Linked DNA regions of Homo sapiens: region 1 is linked to region 2. Evidence: chromatin loops called from intact Hi-C (ENCODE). Cell type or tissue: B cell. All regions are shown on one strand.

Evidence for each region. Peaks named below come from ENCODE experiments on the same cell type or tissue, not always from the same donor. Only the 100,000 strongest peaks of a DNase experiment are listed, where the experiment ranks them.
Region 1: a loop joins it to region 2, with 22 times the contacts of the local background. A loop is called at or near these places in 15 of 110 quality-filtered maps.

The regions. Positions count from the first base shown.
Region 1 is chr15:64,064,349-64,072,348 of GRCh38, forward strand. No RefSeq gene overlaps it. Among named protein-coding and RNA genes, the nearest start is that of DAPK2, 22 kb to the left of the region's middle. In B cell, CTCF peaks have their summits at 3,383 (motif pointing left), 3,585 and 5,320; DNase peaks (open chromatin) are centred at 3,353, 3,867 and 5,313; H3K27ac peaks cover 2,449 bases.
Region 2 is chr15:63,284,775-63,292,774 of GRCh38, forward strand. It overlaps APH1B (aph-1B gamma-secretase subunit), which reads left to right. Exons shown (of 6, transcript NM_031301.4): 3 at 1,784-1,854; 4 at 2,650-2,772. Among named protein-coding and RNA genes, the nearest start is that of APH1B, 11 kb to the left of the region's middle. In B cell, a CTCF peak has its summit at 4,196 (motif pointing right); a DNase peak (open chromatin) is centred at 4,207.

The DNA.
Region 1 (8,000 bases), 780 kb after region 2:
CAGATCCACTCATTATGACCAAGGTGAGCCTGAAATAATTCAACAAGAAATGTTGGAAGGCCAATATGCAAAAAACACACCAGTAGCTGTAGGAGACACCTGAGGAGACATGAAATAGAAAATACATTAGAAATAGCTAAGAATGTGAGCAGTGGGCTACAGCTCCAGCCCCCAAGAGTTTGGATAAAATCAAGGGAAACTTTCCCAAGAGAGAAAATACATTGTATTTCCCACCTTAAAAATATATTTTTAAAAATGGTTTTATAAAAGACACATATACCACAAGAGGTGTTTTGGTTTTGTTTTAAAGACAAGGTCTTGCTGTGTCACCAAGGTGGGAGTACAGTGGTGCAATCACAGCACACTGCAGCCTCGACCTCCTGAGTTCAAGTGACCCTCCGCCTTAGCTTCCCTAGTACCTAGGATGGCAGGCACATGCCACTATGCCCAACTATTTTAATTTATTTTTGTAGAGACAGGGTCTTGCTATGTTGCCCAGGCTGGTCTCAAACTCCTAGCCTTAATCGATCCTCCCACCTTGCCCTCCCAAAGTGCTGGGATTACAGACGTGAGCCACTGTGCCCTGCGTACATGAGTCTTTTTTGGTGTTTTAAATAATATTTATTAGGGGTTATCAACTTATCAAAAGGAAACATTCATTGCAGATAAACTTTTTAAAAGACAGAAATAAAATACTCTTAAAATGTTGATATTTCTTCTATTTTTATACATAAATACACTCTTGTTTTTAATTGGGATCACTTGGCATATATTATTTTGTATCTTGCCTGTCTTAATTTTGTCTTGAGAATTTCCCATGTAATTAAAGAGTCTTTGAAAACATCAAGATTCCATTAAATAAGTGTAGTATCAATTATTTAATGCCTTACATGTTGTTAGTCATTAAGTTGCACATTTTTCATGATAAAAAATGATGCTGTGATCATCATATGATTCATAACGTAGGGTTTGAAAATAATGGTCATGGATAAGATAAACTATTCAATAAGGGATGTCAAGACAATAACTAGTCATCTGGATACAAAACTGAGTTGGTTCAGCATTTATACCAGTATAAATTCTCAGTAGTCTGTACTGAGTATTTATACTGAGTATTTAGTAAATTATACTGAGTACTTATGCCAGTGTAAATTCCAAATGACTCAAAGATTGAAATGTTTAAAAATAAAATCATAAAAGTATTAAAGGGAAGGATAGGAAAAATATTCCCCTAGGAGAGGGAAAGACCTTTCTAATTATGACCAAAAAAGTCCAGGATACATAAAATTAAGGAATGACAAATTAAATCCCATAAAAGTATATTTATGGCAATTAAAAAAGAGAAAAAGTAAAAAAGGACAAACTGGATAGGAATGGTAGCTCATACCAGTAATCCCAACAGTTTGGGAGGCCGAGGCAGGAGGATTGCTTGAGGCCAGAAGTTCAAGAGTCTGGACAACACAGCAAAACCCTGCCTCTACAAAAAATTTAAAAATTAGCCAGGCATGGTGGCCCATGCCTGTAGTCCCAGCTACTTGGGAGGCTGAGGTGGGGGAATTGCTTGAACCTGGTGATTGTGCCACTGCACTCTAGCACAACATATGCTAAAATGTAAGCAAAAAAGGAGCATATGTGTTCTGGCATTTACAGGCATAAAAAACTCTGAAGCTACAAGAGCGATTAATCATGAAACCTACTGGAAAAGGATGTGAACTAAATCGGGAAGGAGTCTTTTCACTGTATATACCTTTGAATGCTTTTTGATGTTGAACCACCTGTGGTATTACTCATTCAAAAACTAAATAAAAGCCAGGCATGGTGGCACGCAGCTGTCATCCCAGCTACTTGGGAGGCTGAAGCAGGAGAATCACTTGAACCCAGGAGGCGGATGTTGCAGTTAGTGGAGATTGCACCACTGCACTCCAGCCTGGGCGACAGAGCAAGACTCCGTCTCAAAAAAAAAAAAGAAAGAAATGAATAAAAATATAAAAATCTCAGCTACTTGGGAGGCTGAAATGGGAGAACCACTTGAGCCCAGGAGTTCAAGACCAGCCTGGGCAACATAGCAAGACCTGATCTCTACAAAAAACAAACACACAAAAATTAGCTGGGTGTGGTGGCTTGCACCTGTAGTCCCAGCTATTCAGGAGGCTGAGACAGGAGGATTGCTTGAGCCCAAGAGTTAGAGGCTACAGTGAGCTATTATCTTGCCACTGCACCCCAGCCTGGGCAACAGAGCAAGATCCTGGTATCTTAAACAAACAAAAAACTGCAGATGACTAACATGTTGTTAGTCATTAAGTTGCACATTTTTCATGATAAAAAATGATGCTGTGATCGTCATATCATTCATGACATAGGGTCAAACATGTTTACACAACAAGAAAATAGGAAATATATTTGCAGTATATGTGACAGAAAATGCTAATATTTGTATTGTATAATTAGCTTTTTAAAACATTAACATTCCAGTAGAGGCCAGGCACAGTGGCTCACACCTGTTATCCCAGCGCTTCGGGAGGCTAAGGCTGGAGGATTGCTTGAGCCTAGGAGTTTGAGGCTGCAGTGAGTATGAAAGCACCACCGCACTCCAGCCTGGATGACAGAGAAAGACTCTTATCTCAAAAAAAAAAAATTCTACATGTTTAACCTTACAAATAGATGCTAATGAAAAACCTTTTCAAAATCCTCCACCTTGGGCAAATATTTTTTAAAATAATAATACCCAATATTACTGTAGAACAGGAACACCTACCCCACTCTTGGTTGGGTGTCAATTGGTACAATTTCTCCAGAGGCCAATTCAACAATATGTATCAAAGCCTCAAAATCATTCATAATCTTTGGCAAAGAGTTCCATATCTAAGAAAGTCTTCAGTGATGGGCCATGTGCCGAGGCTCACACCTGTAATCCCAGCACTTTGAGAGGCCGAGGCAGGCAGATCACTAGGTCAGGAGATGGAGGCCATCCTGGCTAACACAGTGAAACCCCGTCTCTGCTAAAAATACAAAAAATTAGCTGGACGTGGTGGCATGAACCTGTGATCCCAGCTACTCAGGAGGCTGAGGCAGGAGAATCGGTTGAACCTGGGAGGTGAAGGTTGCAGTGAGCTGAGATCACATCACTGCACTCCAGCCTGGGTGACAGAGCAAGACTCCCTCTCAAAAAAAAAAAAGTCTTCAGTGATAATCACTCCAGTCAGAACAAAGGCACAGGCTGCAATAAGTCCATGGTGGTCTGGTACCACTTAGTGCAGCCCGGTTAGAGGGGCAGTGAGTGTGCCCTCAGGGCCTTTGGGAAAACCCAGGGCAGCTGATGCCAAGTGGGTATGCTCTGTCACTAAGAAATAATGCTTTGCTGCCATCTGGTGTTCTCCCAGATAATCGCACCCACCCCAGAGGAAAAACTCTCCAAGTTAGCACCGAGCAGCCCTTTCCTCTATTCTCCCCTACCCCGGAAGATGCGGGTCTCGCTCTGCCACCCAGGAGGGAGTGCAGTGGCGCAATCAGGGTTCACTGCAGCCTCAATATCCTGGCCTCAAGCGATCCTTCCATCTCAGCCCCCCAAGTAGCTGGAACTACAGGTGTGCACCACCACGCCCTGCTAATTTTTTGATTTTTTGTACAGACAGGGTCCCGCTATGTCGCCTAGGCTGGTCTCAAACTCTTGAGCTCTAGCCATCCGCCCACCTTGGCCTCCCAAATGTTGGGATTACAGGCGTGAGTCACTGCACCTGGCCTTCTCTATTTTTAACAAACCCTAATAAAGCATTTACTAGGTTCCAGGCGTTGTGCTCAGCACTTTACAAGCATTCCCTTTTTTAGTCCTCATAAGGGCCCCACGAAATAGGTAATTTTATCATCCCCATTTTACAAACGAGGGAACTAAAATACAGAGAAGCTAGGTAACTTGCCCAAAGTCACACAGCTACTAAGTGACTGAGTATTGGATTAGAACAAGATGGCAGTTTGGCACCAGTGTCTGTGCTCTTGACCACATCCTTTGTGAAGAGGATCCAGGGTCTGCATGGTGCTAACAGCACTTGGAGAGAACCTGACAGCCCATACAGCAACATCCTCTCCACATCCAGTACATCTGCCCCAAATAAGTCCATATCAGAACTGGGTTCGCTCATGCCCTATAGGCAGTCTAACCTGAGTCATGGACAACCACCAGTTCAGGCTAAATCCAATGAAGTTTTTTGGAAAAATCTTTACTTGTATTTCATATATACAAAAAGATATCAGAAATAATGTGGCTGAGCACAGCGACTCATGCCTTTAATCCCAGCACTTTGGGAGACCAAAGTGGGAGGATCGCTTGAGCCCAGGAGTTTGAGACCCCCTAGGCAATATAGTGAGACCTCATCTCTACAAGAAATTTAAAAATTAGCTAGCTTTGGTGGCGTGCATCTGTAGTCCCAGCTACCCGGGAGGCTGGGGCGGGTGGATAGCTTGAGCCTGGGAGATAGAGCCATGATCGTGTCACTGCACTCCAGCCCCGGTGACAGAGTGAGACCATGTCCCAGAAAAAAAAAAAAAAAGAGTATTAACAGTAGTGGTGCATCAGTAATGAGTTTGAACCCCAACAATTCACTGGCTTGTTTTCTACCATGGTATTAACACATGCAGAAAACCACCTGGGATATGAGTGCAATGAGACTTTTATAGCAATCCTACCCCTTCCTAGTAAACTGGCCCCCACTAACTACAGTTAATTGTGTCCTGCTGGACACATCTGCAGTTTTGGTAGCAGTTGCTTCATGGTGGAGCTGGGAAAGCTGCTTTTTTTTTTTCCTTTTTTTCTTCCTTTCTTTTATTTTTTTCTTTATTTTTTGAGACAGCATCTCACTCTGTTGCCAAGGCTGGAGTGCAGTGGCGCAATCTTGGCTCACTGCAACCTCCGCCCCCCAGGTTTAAGCAATTCTCTGCCTCAGCCTCCCGAGTAGCTGGGATTACAGGCACGTGACACCATGTCCAGCTAATTTTTGTATTTTTAGTAGAGATGGGGTTTCACCATCTTGGCCAGGCTGGTCTTGAACTCCTGACCTCGTGATCCACCCGCCTCGGCTCCCAGAGTGCTTGGATTACAGGCGTGAGCCGCTGCACCCAACCTAAGCCACCACGCCCGGCCATAAGCTTCTTATTTGTAACGGTCTAAGAAAGCAGTGGATAAATAATTAGTTGAGCGTGGTAGCTCTCATCTGTAGTCCCAGCTTCTTGGGAGGCTGAGGTGGGACAATTGCTTGAGCCCAGTAGTTTGAGGCTGCAGTGAGCCCTGATGGTGCCTTTTCACTCCAGCAGGGGCGACAGAGAGCGACCCTGTCTCAAAAGCAAAAACAAGAAGGTAGTGGCTCCTACTGGGGCTCAGAAAGCAATAACCCAAAATATGGCTCCTTGGTGTGCTGTGAATTAAAGAAGAATAGAAAGCCTCAGAAGCAGCCTCAAAAGCAAAGACTCTCTCTGACCATATCCTGCCCTGCTGTCTCCTGCCCCTTCCTCCTCCAAAGGGAGTCATAGAAAACAGAATCTGTCTTCCCCAAGGGAGGAAATAGAAACCAGAACCTCTTTTCAAAGCAAGCCATACCAGTCTGGGAAACATGGCAAAGTCCCATCTCTACAAAAAAATACAAAAAAAAATTTAGCTGGGCATGGTGGTATGCACCTGTGGTCCCAGCTACTTGGGAAGTTGGGGTGGGAGGATCACTTGAGCCTGAGAGGTTGAGGCTGCAGTGAGCCATGATTGTGCCACTGCACTCCAGCCTGGGCAACAGAGCAAGACCATCTCAAAAACAAAAACAGTAACAACAACAAAAAGCAAACCACAAAACCTAGAAATATTACTCTAACTTTCCCCCGCCTTTCTGTGCATGAGCTGGCCATAAAGAAATTCTCTGACCTGCCTTATCTAACAGTAGGTCATAAGACTGCCCCATACCCAGGAGGAAGGAATGCTACACAGAAAGGCCAAGAAGAATCTGAAGAGATAGTCCTTGCTGGGTTTCCCCACTTAGTCCATTACCATTAGATCGCACTTTTTGTCCAATCACATTTCTACACAATTGTCCACTCTTCGTCAAACCTAAGCAGAAAAATAAGACAGTTTTCCCTGGGTCTTTGGATTCTTCCTATCTGAAGCCTGCTGTGTCACATAAAACTTGGATTGACCACATTTGTTATGCTTTTCTCTTGTTACCCTGTCTTTTGTCACGGGGGTGTTGGCCATGACCTTTATGATGGGTGAGGAAAGGTATCACACCTTCTGCCCCTATACTCCCAAAGTTGTGAACCCTCAGGGCTCTGGGGGGTTATTAAAGGAGGGGGGAGCCCAGTGCTCAGCTAGCATTACTTGTAAAGCAGAGTTATTAACCCGGGGTCCACTGGCTCCTTAGCAAGTCTGTGAATGTCCTGGAGTCACATGCAGTTTCATGTGAGTGCCTTTTTCTCCCTAGGGAGAGGGCCCATTCCACATCTTTTATCTGATTTTCCAATTGGTCTGACTTTTCAGAAAGGATAATCATTCTTGTAAATCAGGAGTTTGCTAATGGCACACAGGCCAAATCCAGCCCAATGCTGGAATTTTGTACAACCCACAAGCTAAGATGGTTTTTATATTTTTAAACGGTTGAAAAAATTAAAAAGGAAAATATTAATTCATGACACATGAAAATTATATGAAATTCAAATTTGTGTCCATAAAGTTTTCTTGGAGTGCAATCATGCTTATTTGTTTACAGACTATCAGCTGCTTTTGTGCTACAAGGGCAGAGTTGAATAGTTACAACAGAGCATATGGCTTGAAAAGCCTAAAATATTGCCTATGTGGCCCTTTTCCAAAAACGTTTCCTAACCCTTGCCAAACATGGACCAGATAACACTACTTCTGACTATATATGTACCTCTATTTTTCACTTCTATGTAGATACCATTATGATTAATAAAGTTTAAATTCATGTTCTAATATAATTAATGCAGTAGATGTTAGTTTTTTGACCCCTCTCACTCTACTATAGAATTCCCACCATGTGAGTCTTGCTGGGGGGACAGAGTCCACCTCCCCACACCAAAGGTCAGATTTTCTTTTCTCCCGCCTTCTTGGCAGCCAGGACATGGACATGTGACTTGAGATCAGCCGACTAGAGATCTCAGCTAGGACTAGGAAGCTGGAGTGAGTCACACAAAAATGAGAAATCACTCTGGCAGTAGCGGAGACAACAGAAGTCACATCTAGCTTCCAGGAGCAGCAGGGCCAGCAGTTCAGGTGACTCCTGTAGCAATGATCCACTTGGAGTTGCATGTCAGTAGTGTCCTCACCAGACAGTCCCTAAGGCATGGTTTTGTCTTTGGACCTGCTGCCCGGCTTCTGTTTCTACTTGGCCAGGACGAGCTCAGGCAGTAGATAAAACTGAGTCCGAATCACTCACTGCCTGGAGCAGAGAGAAGCTGAAGGTCCAGGCTAATAAGTATGAACTCCAGGAGGACAGACAATGGCTGATGTATCTTTGTGTCCTTGGCACCCAAGACAGTGCCTGGGTCCAGACTTTGGGAGCTAGGCAGTTCTGCATCAGGAGTTCACTCACATGGTTTGCAAATTGCTGCTGGTTGTTGTTGGGAGGCCTCAGCTGCACTCCGTGTGGAATTCTCCACAGGGTGGCTTGAGTTCTCGTGACATAGCAGCTGGATTCCTACAGAATAAGCAATCCAAGAGCCTAAGGTGAAAACAGCAATACCTTTTATGATCTAGCCTCAGAAGTCACCCATTGTCACTCTGCCATTCTTTATTAGCCACACCCATCAGCTCCAATTCAATATGGAAGTTAACTATACAAGGGCATGAATACCAGGAAGTGAGGATCTTGGGGGCCATGTTGGAGGCTACTATACTTCACATGACCATTAACCCCTAAAACAAACCAAATGAAGGACAGATAAAGTGCGGACCATACATTTAGGTTGGTTTAATCAAAACTTCTTTGGTGGACTTCTTGATCTTCAAAATT
Region 2 (8,000 bases):
AAATTGTGATCCTCTCCCTCCTCCCACTCTAGTCTCAACTAGGCCTGTTTTTCCCTTCTTTGTGTCCACATGGATACAAGTCTTTTATTTATTATCGAGGAATTTATAGAAAACAGAAATCTTCCCACATTTTTTGATTCTACTATATTGATATATTTGTTGACAGAGATTTTTACTATATATGTGTCCCATAAGCTTTAATTCACTTTTAACGGTATCACTATGAGAGGTAAGTTTATTTTTAGGAAAATTGGACATTTTAGTTGGTTACTGCTTCAGAGAAAGAAGATGGTCACTTAAATTTCTGGCTCATGTCCTCACTACCAAATGCTTCCAGATGGAGAGCACCAAAATGGCAGATTGTTTCTTTTGAGTCTAGAAAAGCACTCCCTTCACTAGGCTTATCCCTATTTTGGTTGAATTCTACATTGCCTTAATTTAATGTAATCAATGATATTTATATTTATGTAAAGAATAAGCTGACTATAATGAATACCCATACCCTGAAATTTAAAGTAACACAATGCCCAGAAAGTAAGTATGTTCTGGTTAATTTAATTGTCTATTCTTAGAGTTAACCTGTCTTGTTTCAACATTTGCTAAAAAATCATTTTTAAAATGTTTTGGTTCTTTTGTTGCCTTAATAAATATACTTTATAGTAAATATAATTTAAATATTCTTTGAGTCAGGATCTTACATTATTGCAGAGTTTTCTCACCAACAAGAATTGGTAATAGTGATGCTAGTAGAATTGACCAGCCACACCAGCATTCCTAACAAATCTGCATGGCACTCATGGTAAGCTTATAAATTGGCCACAACAGAAGGATGCATAAGATCACTCTGAAGATCACTTCTTTATTTTATTTTATTTTTAATAGAGACAGGATCTTGCTGTGTGGTCCAGGCTGGTCTCGAACTCCTGGATGCAAGTGATCCTCCTGCCTTGGCCTCCCAAAGTGCTGAGCCACCATGCTCGGCTGAAGATTATTTTCTCTTGAGCAGTATTCTGTTCTTTCATTCAAGGGTTCATTTATGTCCTGTTCTGAGGGTAGCATTTTATTCTGCAAGATACAACGAAAGTATCAGATCACTTTCTCCCTTGAAGCCTTATTGGTGATATAAAACAAATATGTAAAACGTTTTAGAATCAGAAGATCATATGATTAAATACTCGTGAGAGTTCAGACCATCAGTATTATAGGATTTAAGAATAAGGAGAGATTAGTGATTACCAACCATTGGTAGGCAGCTTCTTTAACAAATCGCTGCCTGAAGTGGACTCTGAAGGATGAGTGTAGTTTAGGTTCTACAGAGTGGAAGGTACAAGGGAGGGTGACAGAGCCAGTATAGTCCTGGTGGAAGATAGAACAAAGTGCCAACAAAGCAGGAATAAGGATACAGTACTTTGGGAAGGGGAAAAAAATCAGAGTGGTAGATCCCATAGGATATTGAATTAAATATTTGCCGAGTTCAGCAAGCAGTTGAAAGTGTTGCGGTTTTTATCTTTTTAAATTCAATTCCTGACGGCTTGTTTACTTATATTTTTCTTATTCTTTTATGGGAATGTCAAAAGGTAAAAATTAGTTGGCAATTTTGGTTGATGTTAGTTCATTGAAAATTTGCTGGGTTTGTTTAAATAAATTACAGATTTAGAGTATAACCTGATGCAAAGCCTCAGTGAGTATCTGGGTTTGAAGTGTCTTGTTGGACTTTCCTGATATATTGCTCTTCCTTTTTTTTTTTTTTTTCTTCTTAATTACATGTGTGGTTTTATTTTAGAAAAGCCAGTGAAGGTTTGAAGAGTATAAACCCAGGTGAGACAGCACCCTCTATGCGACTGCTGGCCTATGGTAAGTTAGAACCACATGGTTTCATTAAGGAAAAAAATCATACTTGGCATAAAAGTCATTTGCATCTTTTGTATCTTTGTAGATTTCAAGTAGTTGTTTATTACTGCCTTGGCCTATTGGTGTACATATTTGCTTATTATCCCCGTCTTCCAGGTTCCTTTTGTAAATGAAAATGATTGCAAGTGACCCTTACCTGTATGTCCATTGTATATTAACCAGGTTTGAAAGTTAGATTTTTAATGTGTATGTACCCTAGTTAACTAAGATTTTCTAGATGATGAAACTGTTACTTTCTCTGAATCTTACTTTGGCTTTTCTAGGAGTACTCTTCATATTAAAGCAGTTAATATCTCTGCGTATTACACTTTGAGAATTATGTTTAAGATTGGATCTAGGTTCCCCACTTGGGCTCAGGAATACACAGTTCCCCTTTACACTCAATTTCAGTTCTAAGCCATCAAACTTAACTCTGTAGACTCTGTTATCATAAAGTAAGCCGGAGTTTTGGTGTTGTATCCTCTGTCTCACCTATTTCTTCTGTGCCTTTCTAGACCCTTTTCTCCCCTTTTTCATTACTCTGCTGCATTCTGCCATTCATTTCCTTTCCTCTTCCCGCTTCCCTCTCTGATTCATCATTTAGCCAAGCACATGCCTCTCCAGAGCCAGCTGTCCACTGCTTCAGGAAGAACATAAGCACCCTTTCCCCTCCAACACACTTTGTATTAACTAGTCCTTGGAAATTTGACTTGAAATCTTGGCAGGAAAAGAGTTAACAGTGTTTTTCTTCCTGTTTAGTTTCTGGCTTGGGCTTTGGAATCATGAGTGGAGTATTTTCCTTTGTGAATACCCTATCTGACTCCTTGGGGCCAGGCACAGTGGGCATTCATGGAGATTCTCCTCAATTCTTCCTTTATTCAGGTATGTGTCTCATAGCTGTCAACATTCAGGCTTCTAGTCTAAATGATCATTCTTATTGGGGTTCACTGGCTTAGGAATTTCAGTGGATTGGAATTTATGTTATGTCTTTTAAAGGCGAAATACTCTGAGGCACTGTGAAGTAAAAGACTTAGGAAAATAAAAATTCTGGTTAGAGTGTTTTAGAATTTTGGAGTGGAATTTAGCTTGCGTAAAATTTTATTTTGCTGTACTGACAATGTTGCTATATAGTTGAAATGTTAGAAGTGAATTTTTAAAGGCCATGTGCTCTTTTTGGTTTTTATGATTTTATGTTATCTTCAGTAGAAGCCCTAATCTATAATTGTCATTGTGGTGCCTTTTGTGGGAATAGGCAGTAAAATTTAATCTGAAATTGAGAGGAAAAATGGGATAATAGATGAGTTGATCATTTCATCCAAATGATGCAGCTAAAAGGACCAACTCATTTCAAATTGCTTTTTCGTCCACGAGCTAAAAATTGTCATCATGATGCAGTGATCACAAATTTGAGAGTTGGTAGCGTACATAATTAACATAGATTTCTTCTAAGTTCCACAAGAAGACTCTTTTAAAAATAGGGGGAGAACACCCACTGTATTTTTAGTCGTTTCCACAACAGTTATGCCATTGAAATAACTGAGTTCACATCATGATTTGTATCTTCTTTTAATAACATCTATGCTAAAGCTCCTCAGGGAGCTTATCCTCTAATAAGGGAATAAGAGAAAAAAAAGTGAATAAGCATTTCAGTAACACTTTAAGGTAATAATGGAAAAGATATAAAGAGGTATGACCAATTTTTAAAAATTTCTGCAGTAGTTTAGAGGCATGTTGAATGTCATAGTGATCCCCAAGCCCAGTGGACACTCATTCACCATTCGCAGTAGACCCTTTGTTTCCATTTCAGTTCAGGCCTTGACATCTCCTCTCTGGCTTACCATCATCTGCCCTCAACTGGTTAGTCTTTCCTTGACACACTATTCATGTGAATCCTGTATGCAACTACCTAACTAATCTTCCCTGCTGCAAAAATGGTTTGGCTTTTCAGGGCCTAGAGGAGAGAGTCAAGGCCCTTTAAATCTGGCTGCAAGTTAGAGGACAAGAAAGTGTGTTAATGGGTCATACTTATTTAATGGTGCTTCCAACATAGCAAATTATCTTTCTTTTGAACATTTCATCATTGGCATATTTCTGGCAAATGTGTTAATGATTGATTATACTGAGTGTTAGGTCTTTAAAACAAATGTAATATTAGTAAAGTCTGTTAGAACCCGATGAAAATTAATAAAACATAATCGTAAGGGGTGTTAGTGCTACAGTTTGTTTTCTGTTTTCATATACAGTTAACACGGCTCTCTCTCCCTGCTACAGTTTTCTTTTGATATACAGGTTTTGCCAGCTTTTTTCACTAGATGGTGCTAATTCCCTTTAGTGACCTAGGCTGTTTTCATACGATGTTTAAAATGATTCTTTTGGTAGTAAAAGAAAAATTTGATACCAATTTGGGGATTGTATTTGTAATTTCTAGGAATTAAAGGAAAAATTCAATATTCAGTAAGCTATCTTAATGTCTTTAGCTAAGTTAGCATGGCAGACTGGCTATGTTATAAATTTGTATCTATAGAATGAAAGAACAGTGTTGTTTTATCATTTGCAAGTTTCTTACTGTTATAACATCATTCTTTGAAGCATAAACTTTGAATTATAAATTTAAGAAATTAATTTGTATTACATTTAAAAATAAGATCCCCAAATTTATATTTATTGTATTTATGTTATTTATAACTACTTGTAATTACCATTTATTTAGACACAACTCATTTTTGCCAGGTAAATCCATAACTTTATATGTTTAGTATACTCCATTACAAATGCCTAAATAATAATCAGAATAAATAAGGAATGTAGGGTCACTAATTACAGATTAAGCATTTTTAATCCAAAAATCCAAAATCCAAAAATGCTCCAACATCCAAAACTTCCTTCACCGACATGACGCCACAAGTAGGAAATTTCACACCTGACCTTGTGTGATGGGTCACAGTCAGAACAAGAAAAAACTGTTTCATGCACAAAATTATTAAAAATATTGTGTAAAATTACCTTCAGTCTGTGTGTATCAGATATATATGAAATGCAAATGAATTTCATGTTTTGGCCAGGTGTGGTGGCTCATGCCTGTAATCCCAACACTTTGGGAAGCCAAGGCAGGAGAATCACTTGAGCTCAGGAGTTTGAGACCAGCCTGGGCAATATAGTGAGACCTTGTCTCTACTAAAAATTAAAAAATTCAGCTGGGTATGGTGGTGCCCACCCATGGTCCCAGCTACTCAGGAGGCCGAGGTGGGAGAATCATTGAGCCCGGGAGGTTGAGACTGCAGTGAGCTGTGATCGTCCCACTGCAATCCAGCCTGAGTAACAGAGGGATACTCTGTTTCAAGAGAAAAAAAAAAAAGAATTTCATGTTTAAACTTGAGTCTTATCCCCTAAATATCTCATTTTATATATATAGATGCACAAATATTTCAAAATTTGAAACACTTCTGGTCCCAAACATTTCAGATAAGGGATATTCAGCCTGTAGTATATATCTGTCTATATTAGTATGTGTTAATAAGATCCATACTATATGATACCTGTGTGTACATAGGCTCTTATGTTACAAACAGGCATAGTTTATAAATAATGTTTATGTATAGGTTACTTCTTTTTTATTTGTGGTTATGTTGTAGGCTAGCATTAAATTTTACTAGAATCATTACCATTTCTTGGTAATTTTGTATAGAGACAAAAGTATGGGAATTGGAATCCTAGGTTCGAATCTTATCCTGGCTCATTAATTTAGTATTTTGGGCAAGTCCATTTGATTATTGAATCACTCATTCCATACATAATTATTAAATGTTTTTAGTCTAAAGGAGTTATACCAAGCTATGAAAATAGAGCCCAGTTACCATTCATAACTTCCATTCATAGTGGGGAATAAAGACAAACAGCTAATTACAATAAAGCATGATCAATGCTACAGTGAAATGAGGAAGAGCCATGGGGCACAAAGGACAGGCTGTAACCCATGCTCCCAGGCCACAGTACCTTGGCTTTGCAGCATTTATCACAGGCGTCATTAAGTAATGGTATAGTTATTTGTTGAATGTCTTTTTCTCCAGTTGGGTGCTAAGCCATGCAAGTGCAAGGACGACATCTGTATTGTTCACTGCTCTGTCCTCGGCATCTTGTGGAGTCCTTTATTTCTAGATGGCACTCAATAAATAACTTACAGAAAAATGAAAGCCAGGCACAGCTTATGGAGGAAGTGCCATAACGAGTAGAGATTTACTTAAAGGGTGAATAATAGCTAGGCAGGCAAAGAAAGGAGTTGTCAGAGAAAGATGTTCGAGGCAGAGGGAAGAGGCCTCTTTCCTCCAGGCCTGGAGGTAAGAGCAGTATTGTTCACAGGGCAAAGGAAGTCTTGTCCTTCCATCTAATCTTCAATTTCCTGATCTTTCAGGAAGGGCAGAAATAACGCCTAGCTCAGAGTTGTTGAGAATTAAATGAAATTAATTTAGAGAATATGTATTTAAGTGCTTATAAGCTCTAAACTGGCCTAAGAATATTATTAAGGTGGAGAATTTAGCGCTTGAGATGAGAAAACAGAATTCAGAGAGAAGATAATTTTTCTAGTATTATATAGAATCTGGGTTTTTCATTCCGAATTACCTCCCTTATGCTTTAGAAGAAAAAATGTCTTTAGCTAGTACCTAGTAAAAAAGAACAGCTGATCATTTTATTTTAAAAAATTCCCCAGACCATTTCACTTCTATTATATTTTCTAGACAGTGCACTTAAAACCTAGGCAAGCTTTTAAACTTTTTAGCCACTAAACGTTTCACAAGGGAAAACCAATATGGGTCAGACCACATATGGAGTGTTGTATTGTTCCAAGCATTGTGATTTAACAGGAATACTGAAGAAGTAAAATTCATATAGAAAGAATGTTGTCAGTATGATAGAAGATCTAGAAGCCATGGCCTGTGGGATATGACTGAAGAAAGAAAAATACTGAGCTTGAAGAAAATAAAAGAGGAATGTGGGAGATTATTTTTGTCCCAATTTGTCATTTCCTGTAATAAGTCTCATGGTGGCTGGAATGTTCTTTTCTACCCTTTGACTTTGAGCTCAGTCATGTGGCTTGAATTGGCCAATTAGTGGTTATGATGTAAGTTAGAGGCTTAAAAAGTATTTGCATGATTGGACCTTCCTTCTTGGACTCTGGTGCCATGAGAAGAAGATACCTTGGGAAGTTAATGGCCACTTAGCCTGGACCCTTGAATGAATATACCCAGAGCCACACAGAGCCCACCCCAGGAGCTTGCAGCAGAGTTTTCCAGCTGATCCCAGCCTTTATCAGCAATGCACAGTCAGCCTTTAGACCTGTGAGCATGAGAATAAATTTTTGTTACTGTAACCCAATACATTTTTTATCTTTCATTCACTTTTCTATTCGTAATATTTTAAGAATAATCTCTACAGTGTGGCAGTTTGTTAAAGTTTAGACTCGACTGAAAGCTCTTTGTAAGCAAGACTATCTCAATACCTACATTTCCAAATTCCAAAGTAGTAGAGAAAGTATAACATCTCCTAATGATACAGAAAAAATGATCAACAATAGATTGTAACCTGCAGTTCTTATCCTTTTATGATTTCATTAGAATCTTAATTTCTTGTAATAAGTTGTCACAACTAACTGCTACTGTTTATGATACAGTGATACTCTATACGCTGTATATATCATCGAATTTGTATTTTTCATTATCTGTTTTCTCTTTCTCTTTTTTTCTAAGAGATAAGGTCTTGCTCTGTCACTCTGTCACTGGAATGCAGTGTTAATGATCTTAGCTCTCTATAACCTTGAACTCCTGGGCTCAAGTGATCCTCCCACTCAGCCTCCCAAGTAGCTAGGACCACAGGCATGTGCTGCTATGCCCAGCTAATTTTTGTATTTTTTGTGGAGATGGGGGTCTCCTTATGTTGCCCGGGCTAGTCCCAAACTCCTGGCCTCAAGCAATCCTCCTGCCTCAGCCTCCCAAAGTGCTGGGATTATAGGGTGTGAGCCACCACGCCTGGCTTGTTTTCTTTATATCAATAGTGTAAGCCTTTCTTTCCAGCTGCTCAAATAACTGAGAATAGAAAATTGTACTTTTTGGAATGCA